Linked DNA regions of Homo sapiens: region 1 is linked to region 2. Evidence: chromatin contacts called from ENCODE Hi-C or POLR2A ChIA-PET data. All regions are on one chromosome and are shown on one strand. Each heading gives the region's core, a stretch centred on a gene start or an enhancer-like site at or near the end of the contact. The rest is flanking DNA. Distances are from core to core; before and after follow the strand shown. Region 1 holds the start of WAKMAR1 (wound and keratinocyte migration associated lncRNA 1). Region 2 holds the start of GGTLC1 (gamma-glutamyltransferase light chain 1).

Evidence for each region. Hi-C counts contacts between places; a loop is a spot of excess contacts on that map. ChIA-PET counts read pairs that join two places held with the same protein, here RNA polymerase II (POLR2A). Pooled maps may share reads with other maps.
Region 1: a pooled map shows a loop between it and region 2 (2.0-fold over the local background). The contact joins the promoter of WAKMAR1 here to the promoter of GGTLC1 in region 2. A Hi-C loop is called at or near these places in 14 of 168 maps with a recorded cell type or tissue (CD4-positive, alpha-beta T cell, CD4-positive, alpha-beta memory T cell, CD8-positive, alpha-beta T cell and 7 more) and 21 of 50 pooled maps. POLR2A ChIA-PET finds 5 or more read pairs at or near these places in 4 of 52 experiments (BJ, GM12878, PC-9 and 1 more).

What each region holds. Positions count from the first base shown.
Region 1 is chr20:24,108,986-24,114,675 of GRCh38, reverse strand. It overlaps WAKMAR1 (wound and keratinocyte migration associated lncRNA 1), which reads left to right and starts at 2,718. Exons shown (of 4, transcript XR_001754557.2): 1 at 2,718-2,951. RefSeq lists an enhancer at 1,369-1,869.
Region 2 is chr20:23,987,195-23,993,349 of GRCh38, reverse strand. It overlaps GGTLC1 (gamma-glutamyltransferase light chain 1), which reads left to right and starts at 4,571. Exons shown (of 6, transcript NM_178311.3): 1 at 4,571-4,741. It also overlaps the pseudogene POM121L3P.

The DNA of each region.
Region 1 (5,690 bases), core at 1,469-3,968, 120 kb before region 2:
AATTAGGTGCCTGTTACATGCCAGGTGCTTAATTTTGAACTCTCTTCTCTATTCTTTGAAGTTGTCCTACATGTGGGACCAAATCATCTTGTACATATGAGGATACTAAGAGAGGCAAGAGGCCAAGTTGACCTATGAACCTAGATGTGTCTGATTCCAAAATCTGGATTTGAAAATCACTGGTTTAGTGGAAATAGCTGGACAGACCTGAGATTAAATCCTATCTTTCCTGAGTAACCCTCTCCTTGGCAAAGTACTCTCAAGAAAGTGGAAGAAATGTCTGTGAGGGCTAAAACTGACACCTGTGGTGATGGCCCAAATTAGCCAGTTTTGAGGTCCTCCACATTTGGTGCATATTGGAATCAGCTGTGGAGTTTCAAACCTCAAAACTCCAGGCCTTTCAGACTGGAGAAGGCCAGATGTGGGATTGTGGTAACTGCACAGGTGAGCTGGATAGACAGCAAAGATTGAGCATGGTGACCCATGTCAGTGGTCCATGCTCCTCTCCAGCTTGAATGTCAGAATCACCTGGAGGGGTTGTTAAACCTAGAGTACCTTTGTGAGCAGGCCTCAGAATGTGCGTTTCTGACAAGTCCACAGATGCTGCTGGTCTAGGAACCGCTGCTATGTTGTAGCAATGGCATGAAGAAAGGCAAGTGAAATACCAGGCCCGGGTCTGGAGGAAGCCAGTCCTCAGTGATACCCGTGGTCACTGGCTCCAGGCCTGGGAGGTCTCTCCCTGCACAAACTCAACTGTGTTGACCACTCCAAGATGGACAAGACCCATCTGTGAGCCCATGTGTTTACTCCATATTGAAGAGAGACTTTTGAGCCACTGATTAATTCAGAAGAATTTATATTTCAGGTAACAGAATATTGGTGTTCAAAAGGATAGCATTTATTATTTTTAAGCTACATTTTATGAGTAAGCCAGTAAAGTCAGTCGAGCCTCAGAAAAACAAAGTGACTTGAAGAAAACCAGACAGCTAGTTAGCTATGGCAGAACTGGACTAGGACCCAACCCTCCTGCTTTCCAGTTCTCGAATTCAGGTTGGTACCAAGAGCACCTCAGATGTGTCAACATAGGCACTGGAGGAGCAGCTGCCCTGCTGCTGCTGTCCAGCTCCAGGAGCCTCACACTTCCCTGTGACTTGGGGAGGGAGCTTCTGTGCGAGTCCTTCAGACCTGTGAGTTTAGAAGTTGGGAGCATGCACTCTCTGCTGGGCTGCATGCCCTGAGCCCTCTGCTCTGAACTGAACTCCTCATCTCCTCTGTGCTCTGCTGGGCTCAAGAGAATCTGGGCTCAGGCGACTGTGATGCTGCCAGTCTCTAATCTTATTAACTCACTCCAGAGTATCCCTGCAATGGCCTCTCTTCTTCCACTCTGTCCATCTTCACCCACGATTTGAATTAGGCTGCCCGGAGACATCTCGGCTGAGTCTGTCTGGCCAATTTGCTGTTGATTACTTCTGCCTCCTCATTCTCTGACCACATGGATGTGAAACCTGTTAGTTTGATTAGGAAGTGAGAGGCAGTCACGGAGCCAAGTGTCTGGGGAGAGATTTCAGGCACGCACAGAACAACCCCGCAAAGGTGACTGGACCAGGAAACAGGCAGTTTACCGCTTGGGCATGGGGAGGTGGAGGAAATAGATTCTGTGAATGCCCTGAGAGAGCAGACAGCCAGGGGAACAGCGATGCTCCCTGGAGAGCGTGTGCAGGCTCACCACTTGCTCTCTGGCATCACAACCCCTGGACATGCTCCGGGCTTGATCTCCCCACGGGGCTCCCTGCCCTAACTCCCCCAGTCTGGACTCCTAGAGACAGAGCTACATGCCTTCTCTGTAGGGCAGGGAGGTGATCTCACTCTGCACTGTCCCATCACCTCTTTGGGCCTCAGTTTCCTCATCTGTCCAGTGAAGCTGGTGACCCATGCACAGGGTTGCCGAGAGGCCCCAGGGCAATTTCGAGGGTTAGGCGAAGAAATTTTCCAGGGGAGGAGTTGGTGTGGGGCAGGGCAGTGTTGGCCCAGAGGCTGCCTGCTTTTGCCCACGGCATCTTTCTGAAAGGTGAACCCCACAGGTGGTTCCCCTGTGAGCATGGGATGGACACCACCTGCTGGTGAAGAGAGTCCTGTGTGGGGAAGGGAAGGGGTGAAATGGGTCAGATAATGGTCTGAATTCATCTAGAATCCCCCCGGCTTTCCTCTGTAGTGGAGGCCAGAACCACCATTGATTTCTACCTGCTAAAGCCTGAGAGATTCGACTTAATCCCCAGGACACTGCAAGGGGCAGCTGGGTCCCTGCCGCTTTGTGACTGAGGGCACCTATGCAGGGAGAGCTCAGTCACCTGCGCAGGGTGCCCAGTTGAGGGAAAACTCATCACTTTTGTTCCCCACAGAGACTTAGCAAAGTGAGAGAAGGACCCCCTGGGCCCCTCAAGTCTGAGAGAATCTGGCCCTGGAGCACCGTGGCAGATTCAGCAGAGCACAGAGGAGGCCAGGCTCCTCCTCAACTAGGTGAAACCAGCTTCCCCGCCAACACGGCACCAGCCCTGGGGAGGGAACAGTGCCCGGAGGAGTTGCAGGGATGTTAGTGGACATCTGCCATGTGCCCTGTGTGCCACTGGGAGGCATGGGTGGAGATCAGGTTCCAGGCACACCTCTGGGACATACCACAGGGCCAAGCTTTTGCAGGTCAGGGGCAGAGAAGTGAGACTGATTTCTGCCAGGACACCTGCGAACAGATACCAGCTGCCTGGAGTCTGTCAGTTGCTGAGGAGGCATAGGAAGAAACTAGTTCACCCATGTCTCTCTTACACACAGGTTAAAATCAACCTGTCAAATCTCATGAAAAACCTGGTGAAGTTTTGTTGGAATTGTATTATACTGGATGATCAATTTGGAGAGATTTGACAGCTCCAGAATATGAAGAATTTCTGGCTACAAATATGGTATGTCTCTCCATTTTTTTAAGACTTGTATAATGACTTTCAATAAAATGTCATACATTTTCATGTTACGGTCTTACATTAAAAATTATAGGCTGTTTATATTTGTTGGCCACCATAAGTGAAATATTTTAATTATATTTTCTAATAGTTGTTTGAGTACAGAATACCACAGATGTTAATATATAATCTTTATATTAAACAATGCTAGGTTCAATTATTATTTCTTATAATTTGTCTGTAGAATCTTTGAATTTCCTATATAGACAATCGCATTTGCAGATAATAGCAGTTTTGTTATTTTAGTCCCTGGGGCCTGAGCTTGTCTTGTCACTCTGGCTAGAAGGTGCTGCACAGAATGGAAACGGTGGGTGGTAGGGATCCTTCCTTATCTTTTTCCTATTTTAACAGGTGATGCTTCTGACATTTCACACTTCAGTGGAATTTTTTTTTTCATACCTTTCTGGTATGTATCTCTCATGAGATTAAGAATTTTTCAGTGATTTCTCATTTGAAAAGAGTTTTTGCCTTGAATTTTTTATCAAATTTATCAAGTGATTTTTCTGATTTCATTGAGCTAACTATATGGTCATTTCCCTTTCATTACGAAAGTGGCAAACTATATTATTTTTAAGTTATAATTTTCCAATGTTTGACAAAATTGCTTTCTTCAATAATCTCAATTTAGTTGAGTGCTATCTTTTTTATATAATGCAGTACAGTCATATGTCACTTAATGACAGAGACACATTCTGAGAAGTGTGTCATTAGGCGACTTTGTCATTGTGTGAACACCATAGAGTCCATTTGCACAAATGTTGGCGGCATAGCCTACTGCACACCTAGGCTATATAGTATGGCCTATTGCTCCAAGGCTAGAAACCTGTACAGCGTGTCCCTGTACTGAATACTGTAGGCAATTGTAACACAATGATAAGTGCTTGTGTATCTAAACATATCTAGACATAGAAAAGGTACACTAAAAATATTGTATTATATTCTTATGGGACCACCATCATACACATGGTTTGCTCATTGACTGAAACATCATTTTGCAGTGCATGCCTGTATTTTGTTTAAAGACATTTTGTAGAAAATGTATTTATATCTCTGTTCCTGATAGAGATTGGTCTAATTTTCCTTCCCTTTCTTTATCTGCTTTTGGCATCAGGGTTAGAGGTCAGCCTCAATACAAGGAGAGCTGGTCTGGAAAGGTTTCTGTAAGTCGGAAATTGTCTTTTCCTAGGAAATCATCTGTGTGTCCAGGGCATTTTGGGGTTGGGGAATCTGTGCACAGACTGCTTGAGTTCAGATCCTGTCTCTGCCATTTGTGTGACCACGAGCAAGATGCTTAGCTCCCCCATGCCTCAGCTAACTCATCTGTGGATTAGAATAACACTACCTGCAAGTGGAGTCCCAGTGACAATTAAATCAGTTAATGCACATAGGCCAATGAGAATAATACCTGGCACATGGCAAATGTACACATGGAAGAGCCCTTATGAGTCTTAAAAAACTTGCCTGGGAAACTAAGCAAAACCTTTGTGGGAAAGGCTTAAATACTCACGCAGTTTATTTAAAAACAAAAGTAATAGGATTTTGTTCAGTGTTCTTTTTCTTCTTGATTCAGTCCTTTAGAGTTTTCTAATAATTTGTCAATTTTACCTGTTTTAAAATTCATATTTAAGTCTTTGCTATATCTGTATTATATACTAGTTTTTATTCCTAATATTGTTTCTTTCACTTTTTCTTCAATCAATTTTGTACTGTGGTGGTTCAACTTCACCGGTCAATAACCAGCTTTTGATGATGTTGATTTCTCTTTCATTAATTGCTACTTTTATTTTTATTACTTCTTGCCCTGTTTTCTTTGAGCTTAGGTTATGGCTCCTATGCGTAGCTTTTTGGTTTTCAGTGTTTCTTTTTCCCTAGTAGAGACATGTCAAACACGCGCTTCCCTTTAAGTACTGCTTCGGTTTCTTTCCCTTTCGGTCTGACCGTTCGCCGTTTTGTTGGTTTTCACTGAGTTGCAGCGGTTTGTAGAGGTTTCAAGTTTTCATTTTCACGAAATAGTCATTTTCAAAGAGTATTACTTCATAACTTACACATATGTTTGAAAATATGTAATTATTTCTAGCAGTGTTGGGGCTGCCAGCCATGTGGCATTTTTTATTTATAAGTGAATCCCATTATGATCAAAGATTGAATTTTACACAACACAGAAACACGCGGTGAGCTCCAGGTGTGGACAGGAGGCTCATTTTGAGAGTTCCCAGGGAAGTGGGGCAACAGTCTTGGCGGTTCTGGAGAGAAGTCTTCATCATCTCCCAACCCATAACCCCGGAAGTCCCCTGGGAAGTAGGCGGACATCGCTGGGCCCCTTGCCGCCCCTCACGGCCCCATTGCATTCCATGCGCTCTGTGCTCTTCCTCCTCCCTCACTTCTACTACGTGCTGCCCGCACCCACCTTCCTGAAAGCAAGGTTCTGGTTGGCTCACTGTGCTGCCACCCAGACGCCAGGATTGGACAGAACCTTTGTAACAGGCCATCTCATTGGCTCCTGGCTTTGCTTTCTCCTGCACTAGGCTGGATTCTGATCCTTTCTGGTGCCTAGGGTGACAGGCGATCAGGTTGCAAAAGATGTGTCCTTTATGCAATCACTTAGCCTATCGCAGATTTCCAGGTGCCCTGGCTATGACAACGACTCAGTCTTCCAAGTCAGGGGCCAGTCATGATCTGGCT
Region 2 (6,155 bases), core at 3,322-5,821:
TGGTGTCTGCAGGTGAGGAAAGGGCTGCCGCTGGCCTGTTTCTGAGTGTTCAGCACCTAAGGGTGACAGCACTGTCTGTCCCTACCCTCCGGGTCCTGTTTGAAAATCAAACCCATGCTCACAGGCCGATTTTTTTTCTTTTAGAGACAGGGTCTCAGTTTGTCACCCAAGCTGGAGTGCAGTGGTGCGATTATAGCTCAATGCAGCCTCCAATTCCCGGACTCAAGGGACCTTCCTGCCTCAGCCTGCCAAGTAGCTTGGACTATAGCTGTGTGTTTTATTATTATTTTGTAGACATGGGGTCTGGCTATGTTGTCCAGGCTATTCTCAAAATTCCCGGCCTCAAGCAATCCTCCCGCCTCAGCCTCTCAAAGGTTGGGATTACAGGTGTGAGGCAAGGCACCCAGCTCAGCCACAGAGCCCTATTGCATCTCTCTTACTAGGAGCAAGAGCTGACTGCCCCCTCATCCCCATTCCAGAGTGTTGGGGCTGTGTTCAGCTGAGGCCGGGACACTGGCACGGCCCAGGGAGCGGGATCATTCACTGCTGCCCCAAATCTGAGATCATTCCACCTTGACAAGACTTCCTCATCCAATCCCTTTACTTGACAGCTGGGGAAACCAATGCGCACGGAGCACCCCCAGCTCACTTGGGGTCTCAGAGCTCATCCATGAGCAGAGGCTGAGATCCTGGGATCTTGTCCCCCAGCCTCCCTGCAAGCTTACTCCCTTTCTGCTGGAAGAGATGGGGCCGGACCTCGACCAGCAGCCCTGGCCTGGACATGACTGTGCTCATGCAGGTATTGAGGCCAAGATGCCCCGGCATCATATGTTTTTCTTTTCTTTTTTTTTTTTTTTGAGATGATGTCTCACTCTGTCACCCAAGCTGGAGTGCAGTGGCATGATATTGGCTCACTGCAACCTTTGCCTCCCAGTTAAAGTGATTCTCCTGCCTCAGCCTTCCAAGTAGCTGGGCCTACAGGCTTGTACCACCATGCCTGACTAATTTTTGTATTTTTACTAGAGACGGGGTTTCCCCATGTTGGCCAGGCTCGTGTCGAACTCCTGACCTCAGGTAATCCACCTGCCTTGGCCTCCCAAAATGCTAGGATTACAGGCATGAGCCATGGCATCACTTAAATGTAGTGAGAGGCCAGGTATGGTGACTCATGCCTGTAATCCCAGTACTTTGAGAGGACGAGGCTGTCCGATCACCTAAGGTCAGGAGTTCGAGACCAGCCTGGCCAACATGGTGAAACTGTGTCTCTACAAAAAGATAGAAAAAAATATCCCTGCATGGTGGTGAGTACCTGTAGTCCCAGTTACTCAGGAGGCTGAGGCATGAGAATCGCTTAAACCTCGGAGGCGGAGGCTGCAGTGAGCTGAGATGGCGCCACTGCACTCCAGCCTGGGTGACAGAGCAAGACTTTGTCTCTAAATAATTAAATAAATAAATATGGCCGAGCATGGTGCCTTAGACCTGTAGTCCCAACACTTTGCGAGGCTGAGGCAGGTGGCTCATGAGGTCAGGAGCCCGAGACCAGCCTGGCCAAGATGGTGAAACACTGTCTCTACTAAAAATACAAAAATTAGCCAGCTGTGGTGGCAGGCACCTGTAATCCCAGCTACTTGGGACACTGAGGCAGGAGAATCGCTTGAAACTGGAAGTCAGAGGTTGCAGGGAGCCGAGATTGCACCACTGCAGTCTAGCCTGGGCGATGGAGCAAGACTCCATCTCAAATAAATAAATTAATAAATACAGAGCAAGATTCCATCTTAAATAAATAAATAAACATACACCTGTAATCCTAGCACTTCGGGAGGCTAAGACAGGTCGATCACCTGAGGTCAGGAGTTCGAGACCAGCCTGACCAATATGGCAAAACTCCATCTCTACTAAAATTACAAAAATTAGCCGGGCGTTTTGACATGTGCCTGTAGTCCCAGCTACTTGGGAGGCTGAGACAGGAGAATTGCTTGAACCCAGGAGGTGGAGGTTGCAGTGAGCCGAGATCTCGGCTGCACTTCAGCCTGGGTGACAGAGTGAGACTCTGTCTCAAAAGGAATAAATAAAATACAAAATAAAAAAAAAATGTAGTAAGATTGCAGAGTCGTGCCGCGGAAGCGTGCTGGTCCTATCCATGTAGTGAAGGCTGATTTCATACACAAATGTCACAAGAACTTTTTTTTCTTTTTCTTTTTTTTTGAGACGGAGTCTCGCTCTGCCACCCAGGCTGGAGTGCAGTGGCACAATCTCAGCTCACTGCAAGCTCTGCCTCCCGGGTTTATGCCGTTCTCCTGCCTCAGCCTCCCGAGTAGCTGGGACTACAGGCCTGTGCAGCAGATGCTGGGGGGCCACTAGGCCCAGGCAGTCTTGGGACTTGTGTCTCTCCTGCTGTGCATCCATACTGGGTGCTTTAGAAATGGCAGGCAGACCAGAAGCCCCTGTTGCAAGTGAGGACAAAGTGTGGGAAGGCCATGAGGGTCTGCAGTCCTAGATGGCCTTGTCCTCAACCTGCAGTGCACTCTTGATGCGCTGGAATGCCACCTCCTTCTCCCGGTCCAGGTCTTCAGCAGTGACCCGGTACCCCAGCTCTAAGGGAGGAGGCAGCATCAAAGGCTCCCCTCGCCTGCGTGGCAGCAGGGGAAACTTGTGTCTACAGGGCCTAGAGGCCTGGGATCTGGGGAAGCCACCCCTGGGGGCGAGTGTCTGCCCTGGTGCTGTATCTGCCGTCTTTTCACAATGGGTGTGACCCGAAGAGACAGCCTGAGGTCCGTCCTCACTCACTGTGTTTGAGGAACTGAGGGTCAGCTGGCAGTGGGATGAGGCTGGCCCCCTCCTCCGCTTTCGTTCCGGGAGGCCTCCCGTAGAGCTGTAGGAGCTGGAGATGGCCTTTCGTTTGGGGCACGAGCTGGTCCGGGAGGTCTGGGATCTCTGGTTCTGACCTCTGGGCACCTGCTGCAGCTGTGGCTGAGGCCCAGAAATGTGAAGGGCCTCTATCCACTCTAGTAGTGACCCCAACGTGGGGTTCAATGTGGAGGGGGGAGGGGCTGCTGCGGCTGCAGGAGCAGAAGTGCCAGGGCTTGTTCTTCTCATGCCCGCATCCATGCTTGCAGCTGGGAAGGGGGCAGGAATCAGCGAGGTGACCTGGGCTGAGTCCTGGGAGTGGGAAGAGGTGGCAGGAAGGGGATCTGAGGAGGAGAACAGGGGGCCTGGTGGTCTGTGCTTCTTCCCAGACATGGGAGCTGTAGAGGGGACCTCTGCAGCAGGTGCTAGGGGGGCCAGTAGGCCCAGGCAGTCTTGGGACTTGTGTCTCTCCTGCTGTGCATCCATACTGGGTGCTTTAGAAACGGCAGGCAGACCAGAAGTCCCTGTTGCAAGTGAGGACAAAGTGTGGGAAGGCCGTGAGAGTCTGCAGTCCGAGATGGCCTTGTCCTCAACCTGCAGTGCACTATTGATGCGCTGGAATGCTGCCTCCTTCTCCCGGTCCAGGTCTTCAACAGTGACCCGGTACCCCAGCTCTAAGGGAGGTGGCAGCATCAAAGGCTCCCCTCGCCTGCATGGCAGCAGGGGAAACTTGTGTATACTGGGCCTAGAGGCCTCGGATATGGAGGAGTCATTCCTGAGGGTGAGTGTCTGCCCTGGTGCTATATCTGCTGCCTTTTCACACTGGGTGTGACCCGAAGAGACAGCCTGAAGCCTGTCCTCACCCACTGTCTTTGAGGAACTGAGGGTCAGCTGGCTGTGGGATGAGGCTGGTCCCCTCCTCCGCTTTAGCCCCGGCAAGCCTCCCGTGGAGCTGCAGGAGCTGGAGATGGCATTTCGTTTGGTGCAGGAGCTCGTCCAGGAGGTCTGGGATGTCTGGTTATATCTGATTTCTCACCTCTGGGTATGGAGGTCTGTCTGCAGAGGCCCGGGCCCGGGCACAAAGGGAGAGAGAGGCCTCCATTGTCCCGCAGGGGCCGAAATGCAGACCGTGCATCCCCGGTGACCTCGGGGACCCTTCTCTGATCATCAGGATTCTCTTGGACTCTAGGGTCCTTGTCCTGCTCAGGCATCCCTGCCCCGCTCTCCTTGAGGGCCCTCAACACTGTCTTCCCTGGACACAAGTCTGGGGACAGCCGGGTGTTTTGGACACCAAAGGGGTGACTCCCGGCTCCTGGGCCCCACAGAGAGTCCTTGTGCTCAGTGGAGTGGCTGAGCTGGAGGACGCCCTGGAACTCAGAGCACACAGCACTGGCTTGCTGTGGTACCTGTGCAATCAAATTGAAAGCAGGATCCCAGGAAGGAACGCAGGGCTTGCAGGATCACGGAAAACCTTCTTAGAGTTGTCTTGACACCACTGATGTCAAGTGTCCGGGTGCTTGTAGGATGGCCTGCCACTCAGTCCACAGGCAGGAGCAACGGGGAGATCCCACAAGCAAAGTGAACTGGGGGATGGGCTGAACCGGCTCCAGGCAACTGAGCCCTACTGGCAGGTCCTAGGCCTGGGCCCGAACAGGAAGGAGGGGCACAGAGTGCCCAGGTAACCGCTCCTGGGAGCCCTGGGGAACCGTCGGTTGCTTGAACTCTCGAGAGCTGGGCTCTGCGTCCTCGTCCAGCCGCCAACTCGGCCAAAGGCGAAGCCAGCAGTTTCTTCTGCTGCCGGGCAACGCGCCTTTTAAACCTGAGGGAGTGGGCGCGTGAGCACTTAATGGCGCCGGTGACAGAGTGAGCTTAACGGATTAATAAGCGCAGCCAGGTACCCGCGCAAGGCACTTGCTGGCAATGGCGGGAGGCGGACGTGGGGGGTCATGCAATAGGTACTGGAAGGAGAGACACGGGCACAAAGGTCGCGGGAGGAACAGGTGCCCACAATGGCGGCAGATCTGCCCGTGGATCACTGAAGATTCCTGCTCTCCTGCTGAGGTGGAGATTGCAGTGAGCTGAGATCGCGCCATTGCACTCCAGCCTGGGCAACAAGTGCAAAACTCAGTCTCCAAATAAAGAAAAAGAAAAAAAAGAGGCCGGGCGTGGTGGCTTATGCCTATAATCCTAGCACTTTGGGAGGTCGGAGCGGACGGATCACGAGCTCAGGAGTTGGAGACCAGCCTGGCCAACATAGCGAAACCCCGTCTCTAGTAAAAATACAAATTTAGTCAGACATGGTGGCATGCGCCTGTAGTCCCAGCTACTCCGGCGGTTGAGACACAAGAATCACTTGAACCCGGGGGTGGGGAAGGGATTGTGATGTGCCGAGATCACGCCACTGCACTCCAGCCTGGGCAACAGAGCCAGACTCTTTTTTTTTTTTTTTTTTTTTTTGAGATGGAGTCTCCCTCTGTCGCCCAGCCTGGATTCCAGTGGCCTGATCTCGGCTCACCGCAAGCTCCGCCTACCGGGTTCACGCCATTCTCCTGCCTCAGCCTCTGGAGTTGGGACTACAGGCGCCCGCCACCACACCCGGCTAATTTTTTGTATTTTTAGTAGAGACGGGGTTTCACTGTGTTAGCCAGGATGGTCTCGATCTCCTGACGTCGTGATCCGCCCTCCCAAAGTGCTGGGATTACAGGCCTCGGCCTCCCAAAGTGCTGGGATTACAGCCGTGAGCCACCGCGCCCGGTGTTGAAACTCCCTTGAGGCATTTTCTTCGGCCTTCGGGTCCATCCTCTCTGTCTCCTCCTTGACCTCCTCATCTCCTCCTCGCCACTGCCTTGGGGACCTTGGCCAGGCTCATGGCATCCAGCAGCCACTCAATGTCAATACCTCCATGTTCATCTCTCAGCCCGCCCTTGCCCGTGAACCCATGCTTATTTATTTATTTTTTTTATACGTGCACCCATGCTCTTCAGGTCTGATGAAGTATCCAAAATCAAGCTCCTGACCATCCCCAAACCTGCCCCTTCTGCAGAGTTTACCTCGCTAGTCGGCGCCATCCTTGATTCTTCTCTTTCTCCCACCCAGGCCATCATCTCTTGCCTGGTTGATACCCACAGCCTCCCCTTTGGACTTTATCCTTATCCCCGTCATAGCTGCCAGAGGGACCCTGTGAAAACACTCCCCAGCCTGCTCATTCCTCTGCCCTAAGCCTGCATGGCACAGAGCAAAAGCCAGTTGTTATGGGACCTAGGATGTCCTGTGGGATGGGCCCCAGCCTGCATCTTCAGCCTTTTCTC